2 separate regions of the Homo sapiens genome follow, and region 2 is linked to region 1. The links are chromatin loops, found by intact Hi-C in ENCODE. Cell type or tissue: mammary epithelial cell. All regions are shown on one strand. Each heading gives the region's core, and the rest is flanking DNA. Links, peaks and the distances in the headings are about the cores only.

The links. Hi-C counts contacts between places; a loop is a spot of excess contacts. Peaks named below come from ENCODE experiments on the same cell type or tissue, not always from the same donor. Only the 100,000 strongest peaks of a DNase experiment are listed, where the experiment ranks them.
Region 2: it touches region 1 in a loop (19-fold over the local background); 8 of 110 quality-filtered maps call a loop at or near these places.

Annotation. Positions count from the first base shown.
Region 1 is chr3:126,388,172-126,391,074 of GRCh38, reverse strand. LOC107986044 (a long non-coding RNA gene) reads left to right here. Exons shown (of 3, transcript XR_001740563.1): 2 at 1,174-1,440. Among named protein-coding and RNA genes, the nearest start is that of CFAP100-DT, 5.2 kb to the left of the region's middle. RefSeq lists an enhancer at 995-1,543. In mammary epithelial cell, for the core only: a CTCF peak has its summit at 1,636 (motif pointing right); a DNase peak (open chromatin) is centred at 1,684; H3K4me3 peaks cover 589 bases.
Region 2 is chr3:125,920,473-125,923,375 of GRCh38, reverse strand. It overlaps the pseudogene FAM86JP. Among named protein-coding and RNA genes, the nearest start is that of LINC02614, 36 kb to the right of the region's middle. In mammary epithelial cell, for the core only: a CTCF peak has its summit at 1,429 (motif pointing left); a DNase peak (open chromatin) is centred at 1,353; H3K27ac peaks cover 293 bases.

The sequences.
Region 1 (2,903 bases), core at 306-2,805:
TGAGAAAACTGCATGGCACTGGCCTGGTTCCCAGGTGTGCTCCTGGGCGTGGTCTCCACAGGTGGGGGTGGGGTGCAGGTCCCAGGTGGTTAGGGGACTGTGGTCAGCCAGCCAGGAAGAGGGGTTGAGACTAGACCAGGTTGTGGGCGTAGAGGAAATGAAAGAGACATACAGAGAGAGAGAGAGACAGAGAGAGAGTGTGTGTAGAGGCAGAAGGCAAGCTGGAGGGACCATGGTGCTGAGGAGGCTAGGGTGGGATCCAGATACAGGAGGAAGGGTAGGAGATGTGAGCATCAGGGGTGCTCCCCGGGAGGGCGTGATTTAGCCCCAGGAGCCCGGGGAAGGTAGTCTTTACACTAGTTTCAGGTATCATTTAGGTTGTATTTTGCTTCAAGAAACAGAAAGCTTCACCAGAAATGACTTACAAAGAAACTTCTCATGAGTAGCCCCTCAGAACACCTCTCCTCATATCTTAGCCAAAAAACTGCATGCCTAAACTAATCGCTGCCAGGGATAGAAGCTGGGGACTCTGTGGGAGGCCCCATCCCGGTGCCATAGGGCTGGTGCCTGGACGGCATCCGTTGTGTTAGGGAAAGGGATGGGGGGATCTGAATGGATTCTGGCTTGGCCATAGCACCCACTCCATGACATCCCCACCCAGGTGTCTGCAAGCCCTGAGGTAGGCAGCTCGCTCTGGGTTCCCTCGTCATCTAGCCCAGGAGCGCCGCTCTCCAGCGGATGCCTGGGGAAACCGCGTATGTGCACATACACCGAAAACTATGTCTGCGAGGCGAGATTATGGCTGATTATTTTTTTCCTATTGCTCGCTCTCATTTTTCTTTACAATGAAGTTGTAGACATGTATTACTTCTATAATAACAAAACAGTGAAAAGTAGAAGAAATTGCTGGGGGGCACCGTGACCCCGGGTGATGCCCGAGCTCTGTGGCGCTGTTGACGAGGACTTTCGGGTCTGGCCTCTTCCCGCGGCCCCCTCGGTGCCCTCTGCCTGGAGCCCACTTGGTTTCCAGGCTTTCCCCTCTGCCGAGCCCCTGCCAAGGGCCTAGCCCCTGTCCTCCTCCCATCTCTTCCGCAGCCAGTCTTTCCGTCTCAGCCCCAGCCTCGCCACCCCTGCGCCCAAGTCTCGGCTGATATGTCCTCTTTTTGCCCCCAGAGCCATGATCACTTCACGAGGACCTCTGCTGGTGTCTCCTCTGCTGTCCTGGAGGTCCCAGAGGACAGGAGCTGTGTCCTGTGACCTGCTGACCGCAACGCGTAGCACCTGGAAGGTGTTCATAGGATAGTTCCTCAAATGAGTCAATGGACAGTGAATGGGGAATGGAGTGGACGGTGGACGGGAGGGCAAGTTGTTTCCATGAAAGGAGGAAATTCCTGTGGAGGGAGTGGACAAGGCATGCCTGTTTGAGCCACGCGCAGATGAGTGAGTGGGTGGACGAGGCACGGACTGCGGGGAACCCGTGGGTGGGCGAGGCGTGGACGGCAGGACGCTGTGGGTGGGTGGACGATGTAAAGGGGGCTGGTGGCCGAGGCTATGGGCAGACTACGCGCTCGGCGGGAAGAGCAGGGCGCTAGGGGGCAGACGGGCGAACCGGCCGCGCGCTGTCCGCATCCGCCACGGCGTGGCGCCCCGCACCGTCAGCGCGCCGGGCGGCGAATCCCCTTTCTGCCCAGAAGGGACTTACAAAGAGGAACCTTTTGTCCCAGGCGGCGGTGAAAGGTTCCCGGTGACGCAGGCTTGTAAACAAGTTGAAAACCGGCCCTGGTCAGGCGTCAAGACGACCGCGCAGGCAGTGCTGCCGCGACCTGGGCTCGCTCGCCCGCTGCCGGGTCCCCACAGTTCCTAGCTCGCAGGCGGGGCGCGGTACCAAAGGGGCGCCGGAGGGGCCAGAGACCCCTCCACAGGCCCCAGTGTCCCTTCCTTGAGTTGTTACAGGAATCCACAGAGATATGTTGGGCAGGGCCTCCAAGCCTACAGAGCCCCTCTGCCAAAATGCTAACACATTTTTCTTTTTCTTTTTTTTCTTTTTTTTTTGGCAGCGTTTAGCTCTGTTGCCCAGGCTGGAGTGCAATGGCGCGATCTCGGCTCACTACAACTTCCGCCTCCCAGGTTCAAGCGATTCTCCAGCCTCAGCCTCCTGAGTAGCTGGGACTACAGGCACCCGCCACCGTGTCCGGCTAATTTTTGTATTTTTAGTAGAGACTGGGTTTCACCATGTTGGCCAGGCTGGTCTTAAACTCCTGACCTCAGGTGATCTGCCTGCCTTGGCCTCCCAAAGTGCTGGGATTACAGGCGTGAGCCACCACGCCTGGACCACTCTCACACTTCTAACCCTGCCTGATTTCAAACCTTCAGCCTGATTTTATGCATAATTGAGATTTGTGTGTTTTGTTTGAGACAGGGTCTTGCTCTGTGGCCCAGGCTGGAGTGCAGTGGTGTGATCTCGGCTCACTGCAGGCTCAACCTCCGTGACTCAGGCGATCGTCCTGCCTCAGCCTCCTAAGTAACTAGGGCCACCACAGGCATGCCACCACAGGCATGCCACCACACCTGACTAATTTTTGCATTTTTTTGTAGAGACAGGGTCTAGCTATGTTGTCCAGGCTGGTCTTGAACTCCTGAGCTCAAGTGATCCTTTCACCTTGGCAAGTCCCAAAGGGCTGGGATTACAGGAGTGACACCTCCCCCCACCCCCCGCCACCAACCACATCCGACTTCAAATCCAGCCCCACCCCAGCCTTGGCTTCATCAGATCCAAATTTATTCCAAATCCTGATTGAGGCTCACATTTTGAACCCAATCTTCCCCAAACCCTAACCCAAGGTGTCCACCCCAACTCTAATAAGGTCTTTTAGTGCAAAACCCGTTACTAACAGGATGCTAAT
Region 2 (2,903 bases), core at 126-2,625, 470 kb after region 1:
TGTGGCTATGAAGGGGTGGCTGCCTTGTGATGATTCAATATGCTATGTTTTTCCTTTGTGGTTTTCTGTATCTATGTTTTATCTTATTTTTTTTGAGCTCTGTTCCCCAGGCTGGAGTCAGTGGCACAATCTTGGCTCACTGCAACCTCTGCCTCCTGGGTTCAAGCAATTCTCCTGCCTCAGCCGCCCAAGTAGGTACGACTACAGACATGTGCCACCATGTCTGGCTAATTTTTCTACTTTTTTTTTAGACAGAGTTTCACTCTCTTTGCCCAGGCAGGAGTGCAATGGCGCGATCTTGGCTCACTACAACCTCCACCTCCCGGTTTCAAGAGGTTCTCCTGCCTCAGCCTCCCGAGTAGCTGGGATTACAGGCGCCCACTACCACACCCCGCTAATTTTTGTATTTTTAGTAAAGACAGAGTTTCACCATGTTGGCCAGGCTGGTCTCAAACTCCTGACCTCAGGTGATCCACCCGCCTCAGCCTCCCAAAGTGCTGGGATTACAGGCATGAGCCATCACGCCTGAACCTGCCAAGTATTCTTTGAGGACTGGGCACCAGGTCCTTGTGAAGCAGGTAGAGTGTGTCACCTATTGGACAAATGCCCAACGACCCCATGAGACATGCTGTTGTTGTTGCAGTGCTTGATTTACAGACAGGGAAACTGAGGCTAAAGAAGGTTGATGGACCTCATGTCTAAGACTGCAGAATGGGTGAGTCAGGATTTGAACCCACACCCACGTTTTCACTTTGTCTGTGCAGGAAGGGTATCTGGGCTGTGAGGGGGAGGAGGGTACCCTTCTCATACCAGCAAATAGCTCCAGTGGCCCTGAGTGGACTCCTTGGCCATCAGGGTCTCCACCAGCACCTCATACAGCTCGTCCAAAGGCTCCGTGTGGACAGCCTCGTGCTGGGGGCAGACAGAGTGAGAGCTTGTTTGCTTTCGTTCTAATCTGTAAAAATGGCCAGATGATTTTCACCAAGTTTGGAGGGGAGATTTGGGATGGAATGGTGTAATACCGGCCAGCTGGCATATAAAATATTCACTTCGTTGGGCGTGGTGGTGTGTGCCGAATAGTCCCAGCTACTCTAGAGGCTGACATGGGAGGACTGCTTGAGCCCAGGAGTTCGAGGACAGCCTGGGCAAGAGACCTTGTCTCTAAAAAAAAAATTCACTTGGTAGGGAAACCTGGATGGGAGGGCCTTCAATGAGAGGTGTTGAGAGGGTAGAGTTAGGTGTAGTTTAGGGCAGGAGACAAGGATTCCGTGAGAGCTGCCACATGACCATGACAGAGAGCAGGAAAACAAAAGGTGCTTTTAAGTGAGCCCAGGCAGAACTGTGAGGGCGGCCCATGCTGCAGGCTGTGGCTGTCAGCAGGCTGCTTCTCCAGGGCTGGCCCCATCCTAAAATTCACAGGGCAGCAGCAGGGTATACTGGGTGACTGCTGCCCTCTCCTGGTGGCACAGGGCAGACCTGCTGGTGACCACAGATGCACCCTTTTGGGGAGGACTAGGGAGAAAGCAGGTATTGGAGAAGCAGGGGATTGTTTATTTGCTAAAAGTGTGGCCCTTTCACTCAGCAGGTCTGCTACTGCCTACTGAGGAACGGCCTCTCGACATCCTTATGTCGAACCCTGCATGTTTGGGCCCATCTTTAAAATCCACCCTAGGCCAGGTGCGGTGGCTCATGCCTGTAATCCCAGCACAATGGGAGGCCGAGGCAGGCGGACCACCTGAGGTCAGGAGTTCGAGACCAGCCTGGCCAAAATGGTGAAACTCTGTCTCTACTAAAAATACAAAAATTAGCCAGGCATGGTGGCATGTGCCTGTAGTCCCAGCTTCTTAGGAGGCTAGGCACGACAGTTGCTTGAACCCAGGAGGCAGAGGTTTCAGGGAGCCGAGACTGTGCTACGGTAATCCAGCCTGGGCAACACAGTGAGACTGTCTCAAAAAAATAAAGAAGTAAAAAATAAAATCCATCCTGTATCAGTCAGGAAAGAGCTCATTCTAGCAGGATCAATGCAGAGAATTCACCAGAGGAACTAGTTCCAAAGGTATGGCAAGAGCTAAACCTTCCAAGAGGGGCCCATGGGGCAACCCAGAGACAGACAAGAGCAGGAAACTCCAAACCCTTCGGCGGGCAGGACAGAGGGTGTGGGTGAGGGTTCCAGTGCTGTGGGCTGGGCCAGCCTGGTAGGAATGAGAATCCATATGCTGGGAGCTGGGGCCCCAGAGAAGCAGCTGCTGCGGAAACCCCAGGAGGCAGAGTGAGGGAGAGACGCTGACCTCCCCTTCTTCCCGCCCTGCACTGTCTCCCATGGGTCACACGTGGCTGCAGCCAGTCGCCTGGGGAGGCCCCTGCCATGCTGGGGTTTGCAAAGCAGGCCCAGGGCCTGGGAAGGATGGGGGCTCTAGCACGCAGGTGGCTATGCTGTCTGGCTACTGGGCAGACACTGCCCATAACTGACCTTTTTGATGAGTTCTGAGAGAAAGCACCGGGCATACTTGACTGACGGCGGGTGCGTCACACACACAGGATGCTTCACAGTCTACAGCAAAGGACAGAACATTGGTTGCTCGAGAGCCCGTCTTAAGTCTCCTATGAGCTTCAAGCCAACACAACAGAGGGCAAACTCCAGGCTACCCCATCTCTCAGCAAAGATGTATGTAGATGGACACAGCATTCTGGCCCCATGCATCTGAAGTTTGTCTGAAGATATAACCCGTTTCCTAAAAATGCTTCCACTGCAGTGGCACAGGCTGTGGCAGCATTTCTAATGCCCATTCTGAGCGGGAACACAGGGCACGTGGGCCCAAACCACCTCCCTCCCAGGGGAGCCAGTGTGAACCAGGGCTTGCAGTAAGGACAGTCGCCAACTGTCTGGCTCTATGGAAGAGGCG